2 separate regions of the Homo sapiens genome follow, and region 2 is linked to region 1. Evidence: chromatin loops called from intact Hi-C (ENCODE). Cell type or tissue: spleen. All regions are shown on one strand. Links, peaks and the distances in the headings refer to the core of each region. The heading gives the core; the rest is flanking DNA.

What was found. Peaks named below come from ENCODE experiments on the same cell type or tissue, not always from the same donor. Only the 100,000 strongest peaks of a DNase experiment are listed, where the experiment ranks them.
Region 2: a loop joins it to region 1, with 2.1 times the contacts of the local background. A loop is called at or near these places in 2 of 110 quality-filtered maps.

Annotation. Positions count from the first base shown.
Region 1 is chr16:47,053,727-47,063,915 of GRCh38, forward strand. No RefSeq gene overlaps it. Among named protein-coding and RNA genes, the nearest start is that of DNAJA2-DT, 85 kb to the left of the region's middle. In spleen, for the core only: no CTCF peak of the experiment used is centred there; DNase peaks (open chromatin) are centred at 5,145, 6,515 and 7,745; H3K27ac peaks cover 687 bases.
Region 2 is chr16:47,119,213-47,129,401 of GRCh38, forward strand. It overlaps NETO2 (neuropilin and tolloid like 2), which reads right to left. Exons shown (of 9, transcript NM_018092.5): 3 at 10,012-10,152; 4 at 9,113-9,361; 5 at 3,656-3,700; 6 at 3,445-3,572. LOC124903806 (small nucleolar RNA U13) reads right to left here and starts at 1,809; the gene lies at 1,707-1,809. In spleen, for the core only: no CTCF peak of the experiment used is centred there; no DNase peak of the experiment used is centred there.

The sequences.
Region 1 (10,189 bases), core at 1,419-9,418:
ACTAACTTTTTGGTATTTTTAGCAGTGACAGGGTTTCACCATGTTGGCCAGGCTGGTCTCAAACTCTTGACCTCAGGTGATCCACCTGCCTTGGCTTCCCAAAGTACTGGGATTACAGGCACGAGCCACCATACCTGGCTGGAACACATGCCGTCTTTAGACACGTTTTTGGTGCTCATAATAGGTCATGGTTGGCCTTGCTGTTTCTCTAGTGTGACAGCGCATGGTTCTGCTTTGCCCTGAGCTGATTTTATAGTTTAACTCTTGGAAAGAGACCTTTCTCTCTGTTTTCTTTTTCTTTTCTTTAATTTTCTTGAGGCGGGGTTTTGCTCTGTCGCCCAGGCTAAAGTGCAATGGCATGATCATAGCCACATGGCCTTGACCTCTTGGGCTCAAGCAATCATCCCGCCTCAGCTTCCTAGGTAGCTGGGACTACAGGAATGAGCCTCCATGCCTAGCTAATTTATATATATTTTTTTGTAGGCACGGGGTTTTACCATGCTGCCCAGGCAGGTCTCAAACTTCTGGGCTCAAGCAATCCTCCTGCCTTGGCCTCCCAAAACCTTAAGATTACAGGTGTGAGCCACTATGCCCATCCCTCCCTGTTTTCTAGTCTTCGAGGGCACCTTAATTCACTTCAAAACACACTCTCTTGGCACAAGGAACATGGAGGTGAACAGTACAGGTCTCTCCTGGCCTTCCTTACCGGTTGGGAGGGAAGGAAAGCCATGCCCTCGCTCATCCGGGCTTCCTTTCTGTGCACTGCAGGCAGATCATTTGCTTGCAAGGATGCAGGCTACCAAGGAAGCCATGGCCAGGCCTGGTGGGGAGCAGACGCCAGTAATGCTGCTGGGGCCACCGCTGTGGTATTCTGGGGTGCGAGGGCTTTGGCTCTCCTTCCCTTTGGGTGTCTTTCATTCTTGGGCTGTCCCTTCTGGGGAAAGGGAGTCCTAAGATTACTGATATTGTTAAGGGATCTTTGAGGAGGATGTTGATATTCTTCCTGGAAACTTCTGTGGCTCATGGGCCTTCACCTGAGTTCTAAATGAGGTACTCAGACAAGTGAAGGATGAAGAAGACAAAGAGAAGCTTTATTTAGTGTTAAAACAGCTCGGGAGATCCGCAGTGGGTAGCTCATCTCTGTAGGCAGGTTGCCCATCCAGTTCAGCTCTCAGCAGAGAGGAGGCCCTGGAAAGGGTAGCTCCTCTCCAGGAGGCTGGTTATTCCCACGTCTCTGCAGGTCTCTGAAGCTCTGAGCAGAAAGGATAGCCTCTCTCTGTAGCTGGTCTTCCTGTCCTCTCTCTGTCCTTCACCTTCTCTGCCCTGCTCTGGCCATCCTCTCTCTTGCTCTGGCTGAGCCCAGGGCTTTTATGTCGCTCAGAGGGGAGGAAGTGCATGCCCACTGGTCCATGGGTGGCCATGGGTGGGCCTGGAAGAGGCACCATGAGTCCGCACTCAGGTCCGCAGGACTGGCAGCCCAGCCCCCAGCCTTCAGGCCCTCTCTGGCCTGAAGGTGGGGCCTTACTGGGGTCCCCCGCTTCCACCCAGGAATCTGTCTGCCTCCTGCTGCCATTCATGACCCCTGGGGCTCGGCCCTAAGCCCTGCTCCAGTATCGGAGTGGGCGCCAGGACGGGAGAGAAACCAGGCAGCAGGAGCAGGGACAGGAGGCTGGGCGGTCTTCCCCAGCCGCCTTGAGGACGCAGGCTGCAGAGATGCACTGGGCCTGTGCCTGGGAGGGTGGCCGCAGCTGCATCCAGGAGCTCCTGTCCCACCAACCTGGAAGGGGCAGGACTCCCGCTTGTCCCCGGCTCCGGCCTGCTCTGTGAAGCGGGAGGCCCAGGTCTGCAGCCACAGTTTGGGGGACTGCAGCTGCACCCGCAAGGGCAGATCCTGCCTGCTCCCGGGCCCCCTTCAAGAGCACAGCGAGTCTTGGATCCACAGCCGCAGTTTGGGTGGCTGTAACCCTGCCCAGGAGGGCGGGGCGTTTGCCTGCTTCGTAGAGCAGGAGGTCTGGGTCTGCAGCCACGGTTTGGGCAGCTGCAGCGGCACCCAGGGAGCTACTGCCCCAGCTCAGAAGGGATGGGGCTCCCACCGGCTCCATGGAGTGTGCAGCCCACCGCTCTGCCTTCCTGCTGCCATCAGTATCTCCAGGTAAGGCAGGTTGCACTGGCTTTTGTGCCCTTCGTCCATCCTATCCTCAGCCTAGAGGTCTTAAGGGCTGAAAATGGAGTCAATAATTTGCCTTTTAGTGGAATTTTTGGCTAAGTTCCTAATGGTGCACTTCCAGCGAAGTGGGCATGCTTAAGTCTTTGTTAGAGCTTCCAAAATTCAGTACAGTAGAAGTTTCTCTCTCACTGGGGGACCTAGGGCAAGTAATTGAGCCCCATCTGAGCCTCAGTTCCTTTGTCTGTACAATGGGGATGGAAAATGCCAGAACCTATCCTACAGGGTCATTGTACGGGGCTTAGAACAGGCGCTGGTGTTGGCAGCCAGGAGCGGTGGCTCACGCCTGTAATTCCAGCACTTTGGGAGGCAGAGGCGGGCGGATCACAAGGTCAGGAGATCGGGACCATCCTGGCCAACATGGTGAAAGCCCGTCTCTACTAAAATACAAAAAATTAGCCAGGCGTGGTGGCACGCGTCTGTAATCCCAGCTCTTCAGGAGGCTGAGGCAGGGGAATTGCTTGAAGCCGGGAGGCGGAGGTTGCAGTGAGCTGAGATCACGCCACTCCACTCCAGCCTGGCAACAGAGCAAGACTCCGTCTCAAAAAAAAAAAAAAAAAAAAAAAAAAAAGAACAGGGGCTGGGGCTTGGGGGCAATTGCCCCCTAAATGTCAGCTCTTCTTATTACTTGGCCTGTCCTGGAAGCTGACTTTTTAAGGAGCAACTTTCTCTGCCTCTTTCTTTTTATTGGTTTTTATTTTCACTCATTCTAGTTGGAGGAGTAACTGTCTTTCTTTCATTCTTCTCCCTCCTTAGCCTCTGCCACACTCCTTGGGAGCCCAGCTCACTTTCTTCAGGAAAGGAAGCATCTGCAGTGGGGTTTGGAAATCTCATTGCTTGGGGGCCACTGGGGGTGCTTTGGCAGTGATGCCCCAGCCCAGAGAAGACCTCGCTTTCTTCTTTGAATTAACTGAAATCTCTGCCTCCCATGAGTTCTTGTCAGGAAAATTGCTCTCAATCACTTACAGCTATTTCCCTTTCCAAGGATCTAATTTTCCTAATTCCCAGAATGCTGCCCTAATTGTATTGTAGTTTCTGAGAAGGTGACGATGGTAGGGGCTGGGTGTATATGTGTGTATCTGTGTGTGTCTGTGTGTGTATCTGTTTGTGTCTGTATGTGTGAGGGTGTGTCTGTGTGTGTGTCTGTGTGTGTCTCTGTGTCTATGTGTAAGGGTGTGTTGTGTGTGTTTGTGTGAGAGGGTGTGTGTGTCTATGTGTCTGTGTGTGTCTGTGTGAGGGTGTGTGTCTGTGTGAGAGGGGGTGTGTGTGTCTGTGTGTATCCATGTGTGTGTGTCTGTGTGTGTCTCTATGTGTGAGGGTGTGTGTGTGTCTGAGAGGGTGTGTGTGTGTCTGTGTCTGTGTGTGTATCTGTGTGTGTGTGTCTGTGTGTGTCTCTGTGAGGGTGTGTGTGTGTCTGAGAGGGTGTGTGTGTGTCTGTTTGTGTCTGTGTGTGTATCCGTGTGTGTGTGTCTGTGTGTGTCTCTGTGTGAGTGTCTGTGTGTGTCTCTATGTGTGTCTGTGTGTGTCTGTGTGCGTCTCTGTGTGTGTCTGTGTGCATGTGTGTGTCTGTGTGTATTTGCCAAATGGGGTTCCCAGCACAGGGAATGGGGATCTCTTGGTGACTTCCTTTTAAAGCCTGCATTTTCCTGGACACTGAAGGTGTCCCAAAGACCCTGGCCTCCTTCCCGAGTCTCATCCACTGACCTGAGACAGTGGCTGGGAAACAGTCCTGGGGGTGAGGATGAGGCCACCTGATTTGACCAGGAATGAGTCAGAAACGTTGTGGACTTGAAGAAGGCCAGCTGGAGGTCTTGTTTTCAGCAGCCCTGCGGAGGGCAGGAAGGTTGGCAGAGGAGATGGCGTGAGCTCATGCCCAGTAGGACTACTGTGGCCCAGTAGGTCCCACAGAGCAATGTCCTCTCCTGTCTCCTGGCGTTTACTCAGGCCTGGTATGGCCAACTATTGTGGCCTCATCTGAAGCAATGTCTGTGTGCAGGGAAAATTCCAATTCTCTTCCACAGCTCAAACAGAACTTCTGGCACCAAATATGTGGGTTTTTCCACACTAAGCAATTCTCCAATTCTCTGCAGATACCAACTGGGCATCCAGTAACTCAACCCAATTCCCACAGGTGGAGGGCTGCTGCATTATTCCATAAGACCATTTCCCATGTCAGACACCAACTGCAGGTCGTGGGTCCCCAGGTTACCCACGCTTCTGTCCCACTTGGCTATAGATAAGAGGTTCCCAAAACCCCCTCCTTAGATTCAATCATTTGTCAGAATGGTTCACAGAACTCAGAGAAGCATGATTACTAGCTTATTATAAAGGATATTACAATTGGCTGGGCATGGTGGCTCACGCCTGTAATCCCAGCGCTTTGGGAGGCTGAGGCGGGTGGATTGCTTGAGTCCAAGAGTTGGAGACCAGCCTGGGCAACATGGCGAAACCCCGTCTCTACAAAAAATACAAAAATTAGCCAGACGTGTTGGCATGCGCCTGTAGTCTCAGCTACTTGGGAGGCTTAGGTGGGAGGATCATCTGAGCCTGGGGAGGCTGAGGCTGCAGTGAGCCGTGATCATGCCACTGCACTGCAGCCTGGGTGAAAGAATGAGACCTTGTCTCAAGAAAAAAAAAAAAGATATTACAACAGATACAGATGAACATCCAGATGAAGAGGCACATAGGGTGAGGTCTGGAAAGGTCCTGCGCTCGGGAATGTCTGTCCCCGTGGAGCTGGGGGGTGCCGTCCTCCCAGCATGTGGATGTGTTCACCACCCGGGAAGCTCTCCAAACCCTGCAGCTCAGGGGTTTTTATGGAGGCTTCATCACGTAGGCATGATTGATTTTTAACTCACTCTCCAGCCTCTCCCCTACTCAGAGGATGAGGGTGAGGTTCAAGGTTCCAAGCCTCTAATCATGGCTCTGGTGATCAGCCCCATCCTGGCACCAATCCAGAGTCATCTTGTTAGAACAAAAGATGTTCCTACCAACCAGGAAGTTCCAAGAGATTAGAAGCTCTGTGTCAGGAACCAGAGTCAAAGACAAATACAGTTGTCCTTCTGTGTTCATGGGGAATTGGTTCCAGATGATCCCCCTCCACTATAACCAAAATCTATGGATGCTAAATTCCCTGATATAAAATGGTGTAGAATTTGCATATAACCTATGTACATTCTCCCATATACTTTAAACAATCTTTAGATCAGTTATACCTAATACAAGCAAATAGTTGTTATACTGTGTTGTTTAGGGAATAATAACAAAGATCTACACAGTGTTCAGTACAGATGCAACCATCCTTTTTTTGTTGTTTGTTTGTTTTTGAGGCAGGGTCTTGCTCTGTCACCCAGGCTGGAGTGCCGTGGTATGATCTCAGCTCAGTACAGCCTTGACCTCCTGGGCTCAATGGATCCTCCCACCTCATCCTCCCAAGTAGCTGGGACTACAGGCATGTGCCAACACGCCTAGCCAATTTCTTTAGTTCTTATAGAGATGAGGACTCCCTTTGTTGCCCAGGCTGGTCTCAAACTCCTGGGCTTAAGGAATCCTCCCACCTTGGCCTCCCAAAGTGCTGGCATTACAGGTGTGGGCCACCACACCCACACCTAGCCCATTTTTTATTCTGAATATTTTCAATCAGAGATTGGTTGAATCCATGGATGCGGGACCCATGGATATGGAGGGCTAACTTTATAAGACCAAAAGATATATCTAGCATCCCTACCACTCAGGAAATTACACGGGTTTTAGGAGTTCTGGCTAGGTGCTGGAGACAAAACCCAAAATATATACTTTTTATTATATCACAATTATCACAGTCTGTGAAATCATGTATTTGATGAACTCACTGTATTTTTTTTTGAGACGGAGTTTTGCTCTTGTCGCCCAGGATGGAGTGCAATGGTGTGATCTTGGCTCACTGCAACCTCTGACTCCCTGTTTCAAGCAATCCTCCTGCCTCAGCCTCCCGAGTAGCTGGGATTACACCAGCTAATTACGCCAGCTATTACGCCAGGCACACGCAACCACGCTCAGCTAATTTCTGTATTTTAGTAAAGACAGGGTTTCACCATGTTGGCCAGGATGGTCTCGATCTCCTGACCTCGTGGTCTGCCTGCCTCGGCCTCCCAATTTTATATTAAATATATAACTATTGAAACAAAGTAATTCATGTTGCATTTCACCTAAAACCTCCCATCCCCCTAGTGGCAGCTGCCATTCTTTGGAAACTTGGCTTGAGCTTTGGGAGAGGGATGAGGGCGGAGTGCACATACGAAGTCCTTTTTGCCAGACTGGGAGCTGGGCAAGGACAGACTGTGCCCAGTCCTGTGCCTGGCACACAGAAGGTGCTTATGGCGACACAGTGTGGATAGAGGAAAAAGCACAGTCTCACATTCAGATCCGGGTTCAAAAACTGGCTGTGCTCTACTGTCTGTGCAATTTAAGGGAAGCTAACCTTGGTTTTCCAATATGTACAATGGGGATACCACCTGTCTTACAGTGGTGCTGGGAGGCTAAGTGGGATGGTATATCCAGGACTTAGCACGGAGTGAACTCTTAATAGATGCCAATTTCCTCTCTTTCTCTCTCCTGGTATTTTATTAACCAATTGGTGCTAAGCTGTTAGTGAGGTAATACGGCCATCTCCTTTCACAAAGGAATCTACATTTGGCCTCAAGGATCAATCTGAAGTCCTGGGATGGCAGGGATCAGCACTATGGTGGAGAGGCACTTAGGCTTGGAAGGTGGCCCCTATTGGGACCACAGTCTCGGTTTTCACAATGGCTGATCATGGCTGCTTCTGGCCAAAGAGGCAGGAGTTGCAATGGGGACCGCCTGCTTGTGAGCTCGCAACCTCAATTCTTCCAGGGGCAGGGTGGGTCCTACAATCTGGCAGCAATAAAACTGATCACAGGACTGAACTGAGACAGTAGGGAGTGGTGGTGCTTGTGGCAAACTGGAGAGTGCCTAACACATTCAAGCCCATCTGAAAGCAACACCACCATTACACTGGCTGAATGAGGAAGTCTGACCAGGCCAGGTGCCTCTAGTTGGAAACCCTAGAAGGGTTATTCCAGGCAGGAGTAATATTCACAATATTTACCCCCCAGAAGGCCTGGTTAAGAGACGCCAGTAACTCCCCATTTCAAGCCTCTCCACCACCTAAAACTCTGGGTAGAAGCAGGAACGAACTTTTCCCTGGGCCCCGAGGCCTGAAGCTGCCATGTTCTGCAGCCATTTAACACCCAGTCCATAAACAGTCGCCGCCTGCTGTACCCTCCCTGGGCTACTCTCTGGGCCTCCTTCCCTGAGGTCCAGCAGCTGGGAAGTGACAGCTTCCAGGCTGTGTGGGATCCTTGGCACGTGTGAGCTGCTCCCTCTACCCCTGGGAAGCCACATCCAACCCAAGCTGGCCTGGGCTGACCTCAAATCCCGGCCACCCTGCCAGAGGCGGCTTCCAGTCCTCGTTCCTGGAGCTCAATCAAGGGATCTGAATCCTTTTACTTCCGCCTCTCGAGCTCATGCCCGTTCCTGAGGGGAGGTTGGGCTTAGCAGTTGTGGCAGTAGCAGGCTGGGTGCGACCTTCTCTGAGAGTTGGCCTCCTACACCCGGGGTCACTGGTAGGACTGAAGGAGATGCGGATCTGCTTGGCACAATGAAAGTCCCGAACGTCAGGAAGGGAATCGTGCGGCTTGTAAAGCCACACGATCCACCGAGCTCTAATCATGCCACGAGGATGATCTGGCCCCTGCCCTGATCTCCTGGTGGGAAGCGTCCCTTACCCCTGATGTGCTCTGGTTTGGAAAGTGCTTCCACGTCTACACTCTATGGGATCCTGTTCACTGCCTCCAATGTAGGCAGGGCAAGAAACGTTCTATTTGTGTTGTAGGGACAAGCGGTCAAGGGGCTTACTTAAAGTCACATAGAAAGGTGAGGACAGAGTTAGGATGAGAACGCAAATCTCCTGGCTCCCTGGCTTTCCTCACTGCCTTCCACCCCTCATCCCACCTAAGCCTCCATCTCACCTCTCACAGCCCCCTGCTGGGGAATGCGGCGATAGGAATAGGCGCACTCCTCCCTATGAAACTGGTAAATGGTGGAGCTAGGAGAGGGAGCAGTGAGCATTTGAAACCCAGTAAAAGACTCGTATTTCAAGGCTCACAGAGCACTTCGTGTGTGATTCTCAAAGTACACCACCTGTGATGCAGCCCAGCCAAAAATGTGTAACTTGAATTCATTAAGTAGGGGATCCAACTAAATGACACCACATGGAAGCAACCAGAACATGGGGTGCCCTGCAAGACAAGCGGCCCAGCCTCTCCATGTTTCATCTCATAAAAGGAACACCGTGCTGGACTAAAAGACAGAGAAGGAAGGTAGCCACCAGGTGCAGTCTGTGGTACTGGATTGGACAGTGGTGTGGATGAAGTGGCTGTAATCAGGAAAGTCTGACTGTCATCTAGGTATTACATGGCAGGAACGTGTATTAAAATGGAAGGGAGACTGTGGACTGAACAAAGTGAGTTAGGAAGCTCCATGTTATCAGACAAATCCAAAAGGAGGATGTTCTGCAAAACAACTGCCTGGGCCATTCAAACATGTTAATCTCCTAAAGGATAAAAAGGCAGGGGAAATTGCCATAGACAGAGTGTTGCTGTACCCCAAATTAATATGTTGAAACCTAATCCCCACTGTAGGGTATTTGGAGGTGGGGACTTTGGTAGGTAATTAGGTCACAAGAGTGATGTCTTTATGAATGGGATTAGTGTCTGTATTAGTCTGTTTCCACACTGCTCTAAAGATAATACCTGAGACTGGGTAATTTATAAAGAAAAGAGGTTTGACTTACAGTTCCACATGGCTGGAGAGGCCTCAGGAAACTTACAATCATGGGGGAAAGCAAAGGGGAAGCAGGGCATGTCTTACATGGCAGCAGAGGAGAGAGAGCAAGCAATGGGGAAGTGCCACACTTTAAAACCATCGGCCCTCATGAGAACTCACCTGCACAGCATGGAGGAAACCACCCTCATAATCCAATCACCTCCAACCAGGTCTCTCCCTTGACACATGGGATTACAATTTGAGATGAGATTTGGGTGGGGACACAGAGCCAAACCATATCAGTGCCCTTAAACAAGAGGCCCCAGAGAGATCCTCCACCCCTTACACCATGTGAAGACATAGTGAAAAGACAGCCATCTATGAACCAGGAAGAGGGCCTCACCAGGTACTGAATCTGCTGGTGCCTTGATCTTGGACTTCCCAGCCTCTAGAACTGGGAGACATACAGTTCTGTTGTTTATGAGCCACTCAATTTATGGTATTTTTGTTATAGCAATCCAAATGGACTAAGACAGAAATGTTATAATTTAAAGGAGACTGAAGAGACGTGATGACTTAATGTAACATGTGACCCTCAATCGGATCCAGAAGATATGGAGGTGTGCCACCCAGATACCCCTGCAACGGGCTGCCTCCTACCGAGAATGTGGCCAGCAGACGGCCCCTGCTATTTGCTCTTCGGGATCTGCTTTGGCTGGAGAGCTGCCTTGCCCAAGGTCAGCCCCATGCATACTGATTCAGGAGGGGCCATCAAGGCCCTTCTGGCTCCATATAAGACAATGTGATGGGCAATTCTCACTCCAGAGCTTCCCCATCGGGTGGACTGAGGCTGTGTCAGGCCCATGTGGCAGTTCTTCCTCTGCTCAGTCCTGCTTCCTTTCCCAGGCACAGATGCCTCATGAGGCAGAGCTTGCAGTGAGCTGAGATGGCGCCACTGCACTCCAGCCTGGGCAATAAAGCCAGACTCCGTCTCAAAAACAAACAAACAAACAAACATTTTGTACCCCCAATCCATCTTGGTGTGAACTCCTGAATAACCCAACCTTTAGTGCCAACTGTAAGGGACAGGATTAGGAGGTAAGGATTAGGCAATTAAGGGACATTGAATATTAACTGTGT
Region 2 (10,189 bases), core at 1,009-9,008, 65 kb after region 1:
GTGATCTCAGCTCACTGCAAGCTCCGCCTCCTGGGTTCACGCCATTCTCCTGCCTCAGCCTCCTGAGTAGCTGGGACTACAGGCGCCCGCCACCACGCCCGGCTAATTTTTTGTACTTTTAGTAGAGATGGGGTTTCACCATGTTAGCCAGGATGGTCTTGATTTCCTGACCTCGTGATCTGCCTGCCTCGGCCTCCCAAAGTGCTGGGATTACAGGCGTGAACCACTGCACCCGGCCTATTTATGTCTTTTTTTTTCTAGATCAATCTTGGCATAAGTCTGCCTGTTGTTACCTTTTACAAAGAGCCGATGTCAGGCCTCACTGATTTATTCTTTTTGTATCTTCGTTTTTTTTTTTAATTTCTGTTTTATGATTGCCCTTTCTTTGGATTTGTTTTTCTTTTAACTTCTTGAGTCTTAACTTATTAAATTTCAGTCTTTTTTCTCAAAGTACTGTTTTAGCTGTACCGCAGTTTTTTTAAATGTAGTATTTTCATTAATGCATTTTAAATGTATTCAAATTTCCATACTGATTTCTTCTGTGACTTACAAATTACTAAGTAGTATATTATTATATTTCCAAACATATGGAGTTTTAAAGTAATCTTTGGTTGCTGATTTCTGGTTTAATTGCATTTCTGTCACATGATGCTCTGCATATATGTTCAGACTTCCTTTGTTAGCTGAGCACGTGTATCTGTTTTGATGAATGTTTTATGAATGCTAGTAGAGAATGCCTATTTTCTGGATGTTGGGAGCAAGATACTGTGTCCATTAAGCACATACTGTGTAATTTAAATCTTTTGAGCCATATTAACTTTTTGTATGCTTGAACTGTTAATTACTAAGAAGTAAAAAAAAATTACCAACTATGTTATGGATCTGTCAATTTTCCTTGACAATCAACAACCTGTTTTGTGCATTTTAAGGCTATATTAATACCTGAGATTTATCTAGTGAGATAGAGACATTCTTGATTTGTTTTAATAGTTACATCAGCTCTTTTTTGACATTTGTCTGTTATTTCTTTCCTAGTTTTGTATTTTCAAATTTTCCTGTAATTATCCCATAAACAAGATATATTTGGATTTTAACTGTAGCATTTAATTCATTTATTACTTTGCAGAGAAACATCTTAATTTTGTCCTCATTCTTTTATTTTTTACTTTTATGGGTATATAATAGCTATATGTATTTATAGGGTACATGAGCTATCATGATATAGGTATACAGTGCATAATAATTACATTAGGATAAATGGGGGATCCATCATCTCAAGCATTTATCATGTGTTACAAATAACCCAATTATGCTTATTTTAAACTGTACAATAAATTGTTGACTGTAGTCACTGTGTTGTGCTATCAAATACCAGATATTAATTCTATCTAATTATACTTTTGTACCCATTAATCATCCCCACATCCTGGCCACTGCCTTCATTCTTAAATGACAATGAACACTCTTAACACTATGAAGACATTATTCTATTGTCTTCAGGCTTCTATTTTGCTATTGATAATTCTGGTGTCAATCTTAATAGCATCCTTTTGTAGACTATTTTCTCTATTGTTTAATAACTTTTCTCCTTGTCTGTGGGGTACAATGTCAGTGTCACTTAAATTTTTTTTTCCTGCTTGGGAGTCACCCTGTGTCATGCTTTTCATTAGTTCTTGAAATTTTTTTTTTCTTTTTTTTCCTTTTCATGTCAGATAGGCAATGTGCCGACATGGTAACAAGGCTGGAGGGAGGCGCACGTCACATGTGTGCGTCAACATCCGGGCATCAGACTTACACACTACAGAGTATCAGTTATGGAAAATCCCAATAAACTGCCACCTCTTCCAGCGATACACTCTGGGTAATTTCCTCAGACACATCTTTTAATAGCCATACTTTTAACTTATAGACCTCCTATTTGGTTATTTTAAAAATGGACGTGGTCATTTTTCTTTCTCATCTCTGTTTCCTTCTTGTAGGATACGTGAAACACTCAAATTCTTGGGGATCTAAGGAACTCCTTCCTGTGTGTTATGTCGGTGAACTCGTACCCATGGTGGGCTGTGAGCATAGGGGTTTTAGAATCTGCGGGCTGTGAGCTGACCTGCAGCAGTGTTTTATCCATGCCAACCCTGCAGCTTTCTTGGTGACTTTTAGATTTATTTTTGCCAGGTGACTCAAAGGTTTAATGCACCCAGGACCATTCTGTCAGTCTTTGGACTTCATGACTCCTGGGTTGAGCAGGGAATGTAAATTCATTTCTCAAACCCTAATAAAGGCAGGGTTTCTAAGTATAAAGCTAGGGGGGACCCCAGCCTCACCTCCAACCCCACCCTGAGACTAAACCCAGAAAAACAAGCTTCTTTGTCATCAGCATGTGGTAGTGAAACATTTTTTCTAATCTATGCTTTCATGTGAGTTGCCTCCCTTTGAGGGCTCCAGCTTCATGTGAGTCTCACAAAGGCCATGTGAACCCCAGGACTCTTCTTTTCTCAGTATGGGAATTAAAAGGAAGCTCCCAGTATGTCTACCCCTGTGCAGTAACAGGTTATAAAAGTCAGCCAGGGGCATCTGTAACATCAATTTCAGTTTATTAATCTACAGTTCTCTCTCTTCATTTCTCATCCATAAGCATTACCCTCTTTTTCTCCTTCCTGGAGCTTACACATATGCTTTTAAAATAATTATTTGTCATATTTTACCCAATGTTTCCATGTGTCTTCTAGCAGATGGGTTTTCAGGTTACCTTATCTATCATATTACCCAATCTTTAAATCTGATTTTCATGATTCTTGAGAGGTATGTTTTCCCACCCTCACTCTCTCCTCTTTTCCCTCTTTTTACATAATACGCATTAAATATAATTTTAACTCTGTTGATATTCCTAGAAGTATACATTAAATGCAAAAGTATCCAATCTCAATCTGTCAGAGTTATTTAAAAACATCCTTCCCTGCAGTTCTTTCCAATAAAAGCACCCCATGAGTAGCAGAGGATGGCAGGGTAAGAACAGACTCGACACATTTGGGTTTTCGCTTTTAGATTGCTACGACCAACTCTGTAACTTTTGAGAACACATTTTCACCTCTTGTAGCCTATTTTCTTCCTCATAAAGCTGTTAATGAATCTATAATCATACTGATCAGTATGCACACTCACCAATTGGGAACTGACAGGTCTTAAGAATCTTAATCTTTTATAATTGAGAATCTTAATATATATGTAATATTCCTGAAGAATTTCAGAAATTTCAGTTTATTTAACTATAATAATGCTGGGATCTTAGTAGATGCCAATAAAGTAAGTGAAATAAAATACATTTTAAAAAGTTGCAGTATCAGTTTATGTAGTCAATAAATATTTACACAAACCAAAATTACACATTTTGCAAATCATGCCTTATCATGATGTTCTTCTCTGAAGCGACTCAATACATAATAATACCTTAGCTTTTGGAGTGGCTTTAATGGTCCAGATGCAATCAACGGCTTGGCCTGGTTTTGTTTTCTCCTCTTGTTCTACCTGACTAGAGCGCACTATTCCATCAGCTCCCGAGAGCTCGAACTGACAATCTGGAAGGAATACATGAAAGGTGTTCAAAGGAACATAAGACTAATCAAAAATGCCAAGAGGAACAAGTGGTAATATACTAAACCTGGAATGGGATTTAAAATACCTCCTAGGTAAGTAAAGTCTGGATCTGTAACAGAAAAAAGAAGAAAGTCATTGGTACTGAGATAGTTACTTTAATCCTCGATGTCTTACATTACATCTAACGTTCCATTTCATAGCAAGGTAAGAGAAGCTTTCATTGGTGAAAACTACATATCATTGGTCATTTAGGAGCTCGCTTACAGGATTGACATTTATTTAATCACGTTTATATTTTTGATTCCATAGTGAATAATTTATTTATGCTACTTGCAAACTCACATCAACTGTCAGAGTTGAACAGGTAAACGGAACATCACATATACAATATACCAGAATATTATTTGGCCTTAAAAAGGAATGAAGTTCCTTTCTGCTGAATCATATTACAATTTGTCTTCTAAACTTCGGCTTAAATGGATGGTGGTAATAGTTGCATAATACTGTGAATGTACTTAACGCCACTGAATTACACACTTAAAAATGGTTAAAGAGAGCTAGGCATGGTGGCTCATGCCTGTAGTGCCAGCTACTTGGGAAGCTGACCTGGGAGGATCTTTTGAGCCCAGGAGGTTGAGGCTGCAGACAGCAGAGACAGCACTATTGCCCTTCAGCCTAGGTGACAAAATGAGTCTTAAAAAAAAAAAGGTTAAAGGGTAAATTTTGTTATGTATATTTTTTACCACAATAAAAATAAAGTTTTAGAAATTATAAACACAGGTATCTTTAAAAAATTATTTTAAAGTTCAGATAGAACCTGTGTATATACCTAACAGCCAGAATAAAAAAAATTGCTGGGTTGTCTAAAATGTCTCAGATTTCTGGAAAATCTATTTATTTTTGTTTATTTTTGAGATGGAGTTTCACACTGTTGCCCAGGCAGGAGTACAGTGGCACAATCTCGGCTCACTGCAACCTCTGCTTCCCGGGTTCAAGCAATTCTCCTGCCTCAGCCTCCCGAGTAGCTGGGATTACAGGTGTCTGCCACCACGCTCAGCTAATTTTTTATATTTTTAGTAGAGGCAGAATTTCACTATGTTGGTCAGGCTGGTCTCAAACTCCCAACCTTGTGATCTGCCTGCCTCGGCCTTCCAAAGTGCTGGAATTACAGGCATGAGCCACTGCACCCGGACTGGAAAATCTATTTCAATACGCAATTTAATTGTGTACAACTAGAGACTCAATTCCTGTTAAAACTGTTGTTTTTAATTCCAGATACTTTAGGAAGTTATCAAATTACATATTTTAAAAAGTGGAAAAAAATTATTAGCTTATGTAGAATATATCTCAGCAACTTTTTTTTTTAACTTTATAAACAAAACTCATCCTTGCTGAAAGAGGACAATAGACACTTCTGCTCTTTTGCAGAGAAATGTCAAAGTGAAATTTAAATCTTAAACGGCATGGCGGAGGGGAATCACAGGAACTGTCTGGCAGATTAATCAGAACTATTTCATATGTATTCCAGAAATCTAGGATATTGTCATTATTGCATTAAAATGTCCATAATTATCTCAGTTATGTCCAGGAACTAACAACCCATTAAGAGCCTCTCCCTCAGTAGAGAATTTCATTAAAAAAAATGAACTTCTCACCATTGTTAATAGGTTTCTTCCAGATTTACCACCTCCTAGACAAAATTTATTTTATTAACATGACTTGAAATAACATCAGACAGACATATTTAGCTAATTATGCATTGCCTATTTATTTTGACATGTGTTGGTTTTCTCTTTTAGTGATAAAATTGTGGACTCCTCATCCACATTTTAATAAGGCTTTTCTCCAATGTGACCTCATCCACATTATAAAGGCAACATGATAGAGTAGGAAGTATTGCCTAGTGAAATGCAATCTAGTCCTGGATTTGCCATTCTATGAACCAAGAAAATCACTTAATCTGACTCAGTTTCCTCATCTGTAAAATAAAATATTACATAATCCTCCTGACATTAGTCATTAGCACAAAATTAAACATAATGTCTATCAAAACTGTGAAGCACTATAAAATGCAAATGAAAGGTGATAAACTCTAGAAATCCTAAGCATTTTATTATACTTTGTCTATATTTTAACTATAGGCCATTTAAAGTTGCTCTCATGATCTATAACATGAATAGAGGAAAAAGAGCTACTTGACTCCAAAGTAAGTATCTTTACATATGAAGTTGGCTGACTTTGTCTTTAAATATTTAAAAACATTATTCAAATAAGAGTATTCTTTGGATGTCTTTTTCTGTCAAGTAGTCTAAACTTATGTGCAGCCACCATCTATTCTAACAGTATCTTCATGACACTAATGTTTCAATTACTTCAGTTAGTTGATTTAGTTAATAAAAATAAAATAGCTGACCAATTTAATCCAATCAGTCATTTTGATATAAACTATTGGTTCTCAAACTCCTGTGGACTATTTCACAAGGCAGGATATCCTGTCTTTCTTTCTTTTCCCTGCCACTGTGAAAAAACAGCTTACTAGCTACTAGTTTTTTTTTTTTTTCTGACAGATTCTTGCTCTGTTGCCCAGGCTGGAGTACAGTGGTGTAATATTGGCTCTCTGCAACCTCCACCTCCCAGGTTCAAGCGATTCTCCTGCCTCAGCCTCCTGAGTGGGTGGGATTACAGACGTGCACCACCACGCCCAGCTAACTGTCGTATTTTTAGTAGAGACGGGGTTTTGCCATGTTGGCCAGGCTGATCTCAAACTCCTGACCTCATGTGATCCACCCACCTCAGCCTCCCAAAGTGCTGGGATTACAGGTGTAAGCCACCACATCTGGCTGCTACTATTTTTTAATTGTGGTAAATTATACATAACATAAAATTCATAATGTTGATCTTTTTTAAGACAGGGTGTTGCTCTGTCATCCAGGCTGGAGTGCAGTGGTGTGATCATAGCTCACTATAACTTTGAACTTCTGGGCTCATGCAATCCTCCAGCCTCAGCCTCCCGAGTAGCTGGAATGACACGTGTGCACCACACGCCTGGCTCCACCATTTTTAAGTTTACAATTCAGTGGCATTAAGCACATTTACAATGTTGTACAACCATCACCATTTTTTTATTTTCAGAATTTTTAATCATCCCAAGCTGAAAGTCTACACCCATTAAACATTAACTCCCCTTCCCCCTTCCCCCACATACCCTGATAACCATTCCACTTTCTGTTTCTATGAATGTTACTACTTTAAATACCTTATATAAATGGAGTCATATTTGTGCTTTTGCGTCTGGCTTATCTCACTTAGCATAATGTTTCAAGGTTCATCCATGTTGTGGCATGTATTAGAATTTACTCAAATGAATTAACTCACGTCCACACAAAAACCTGCACATGAATAGCAGCTTTATTCATAATTGCCACAATGTGGAAGCAATCAAGATGTCCTTCAGTAGAATGAATACACAAACCATGGTACATCTAGACAATGAAGTATTATTTGGTGTAAAAAATGAGCTATTAAGCCACAAAAAGACATGGAGGAAACTTATATGCATATTGCTAACTGGAAAAGGCTCCATACTGTATAATTCCAGTTACATGACATTCTGGAAATAGCAAGACTAGGGAGATACTGAAGAGATCAGCGATTGCCAGTGGTTTGGGGAAAGGGAGGGACCAACAGGCAGAGCACGGGGCACTGTTAGAGCAGTGGGACTGTTCTGTATGGTTCTGTAAGGGCGGATACATGTCATCATGCATTTGTCAAAACTCACAGAGCACACCCTACTGCGAGTGAACCCTAATGTCAACTACAGGCTTTGGGTGATAATGATGCATGGATGTTGGCTCATCATTAGTAACAAATGCACCACTCTCGTGCAAGATGCTGATGGAAAGGGAGGCAGGAGGCTTATGGTAACTCTACTTCCTGTGTAATTTTGCTGTGAACCTAAAACTGTTCTAAAAAATAAAGTCTATTAGACAATGTTTACTTTTTGGAAATATCCTTTTGGTATTGTGCAAATAAATACTTGGTTGGCTATGGAGAATATAGAAAAAAATTTTTAAAAAGAGCAGATAAACACTGAAGCCAAGCTTAAAATTTCCTACATAAGTACTAACAGGCAAACATCTGTTTTTCAGGCAAAAAAGCAGATAATAAAGTTATATGTGTACCATAATCCCAATCTTGTGTAACAAACAAAAGAAACAGATATAGAAAAACACTGGAAGGGATATACACCAAATTGTTCACACTGATTTTATATACAGGGTGGAAGGATTATGGATATTTTCTTTTCATTTCAATGTTTTAATTTTTTCCAATTAAATTTCTTGCACGAAAAATAAAAGCAAAAAGATCATGCAGTTGTCTTACTGTTATTTTTTCATCTTGTTAGTGTGTAAGCTTGGTGAAGACAGGAACAATAACTTGCACATCTGTTTCTGCATTAGGGATATGTACACGCCATACTGGACAGGGCTTTACAGTTCTCAGAGTGTTCTCACCTACTGTGGGGCAGGTAACACGGTGGAGCAGGCTGATGGTACAGTAGCCCCCCAATATACACACATTGGATTCCCCATAACCTGTGAGTAGTAGGGTGCACTTATATATGTATCTATACACACACACACACACATATAGTTTTTTAAAAGAGTAAATATTACAAGACAAAAGATGCCATTAGGTTAAGGATCTTGAAAAGAGTAGAAAGAGCTGTGAAGAGGGAGGCTGAGACTGAGGTGATGCAGCCACAGCCCAGCAATGCTGGGGCATGCACTGGAGGCTGGAAGGAGCAAAGACCGGATTCTCCCCCAGGTTCCTAGAGGGAGTGAGGCCCTGCTCAATTTTGGACTTCTGGTCTCCCCAACGGCAAGAAAATCAGTTTCTGCTGTCTGAAGTGGCCAAATTTGAGGTAATTAGTTATGGCAGCATCAATAAACTAACACAGCAGGCATTCCCATTTTACTAATGGCCAATCTCAAACATAATTCTGTGCTTAATCGTCTTACAGCTATTAGGAGGCAGAGAAAGAATTCAAACCCAGATCTTTGACATCCAAGTGCAGAGCAGTATTCTTTCTATTGCTCAATATATTCTAGAGTATTCATTCAGTTGAGTGGTTAATTCTAACAGCTAAATGAGAAAAATCATACAAAACAATTTTTGTGGGAATTCTGAAAACAAGACAATTTGTTGAATTATTTTTAAAATTATTTATTTTTAAATGTATTTTAAATGTTAGCCTGAGCATGTGCTATAAGACAGAAAAAAATCTAAGAAAATGTGGCACCATCTCTGATATGCTTCAAAATTCAAGTGATACGTTTCTATGTCCAATTTCTATTAACTTCTTATTTGTTCATGGACTAATTTCCCTTTGACTTTGCTAATTTGTTTAAAATCTTGATTTGATTAACTTGACCAAATTAATCTCTTTTCTAACCTTAAGATTCTAAAATCAGAGTTAGAGTGAGATGCCCAACCACTTAAAAGATAACTTATTCTTTACCTGGAATAAATGAATATTTTGCTCGAAATCCCAGTCCTTCAAGCTCTTCATCAGAACTAAACTTAATCCACATGAATCTCCCTGTTGATCTAATTAATGGAGGGCTTTTCACGCCACAGTAACGATCTATAAGAGGAGAGAAACCAAATGGCCCATCTCGAACTTCCAAGTGATCAAACCGACACTCAAATGATGGTTCTATATAATAATGTTCATCAAAGGTCAACTCTATTCTTTGACGTGGAGCAGCTAGAAAATAAGAGTAAGCAAATCAGGACAACACAAACAAGAAAGAATATAAATGTATTGACACAAATGAGAAAAGCAGAATAACTGTTCTGCTAACTGCTTCATAGACAAAGGTCTTAGTGAGAATTGCTATACAAGTCATGATAAATGTATCTTACATTAAAAATAATGCTACTCTGTAGAACTATAGTAATCTTTTCCATTGGCATATGCTATCTACTAAATTAAATATTTTTGAGTGATTCAAACTGAAGAGTCAAGAAGCTAATACTTAGTTCAAGATACAACGTACCACAATACACAGAAAAATAAACAGAAGAAATGAAAAGAACTCACTTATGTGGACATAAATTTGAATTAAGCCTTATAAGGGATGCCAGTAAGTTTAAGTTTCTTATCAGAGAAAGAAGTTTTTCATACATACTAATGTACGTAGTTGAATTATACTTTGGGAGATTCAAACTTCCCCTAACATTTCTGCTAGTATCTTGTTAATGTATTCAATATGCAGAAATACTTATCATTACTACAGTTTAATTCAAATACATGTTTAAATTTCATTCAAACTGGTTTACATAGGTCATTTTACCAACATATTTAGTTTTACAATAAAGTAAAAATTCATCCAATAAAAGAAATCGTTCAAATACCTTCCAAAATGTAGATACACTCCTTGTTTGGTGGATATGAGTCAGGATAATTTGGCGAAGCAAAATGACCTCCATTGCTGGTTCGAACCCAAATGCCACACTGGGTTGCAGGAATATGCTTGATTCCAATATTTTGTCCATCTTAGGGAAAAACGGCATTTAAAACACTCATTACAGC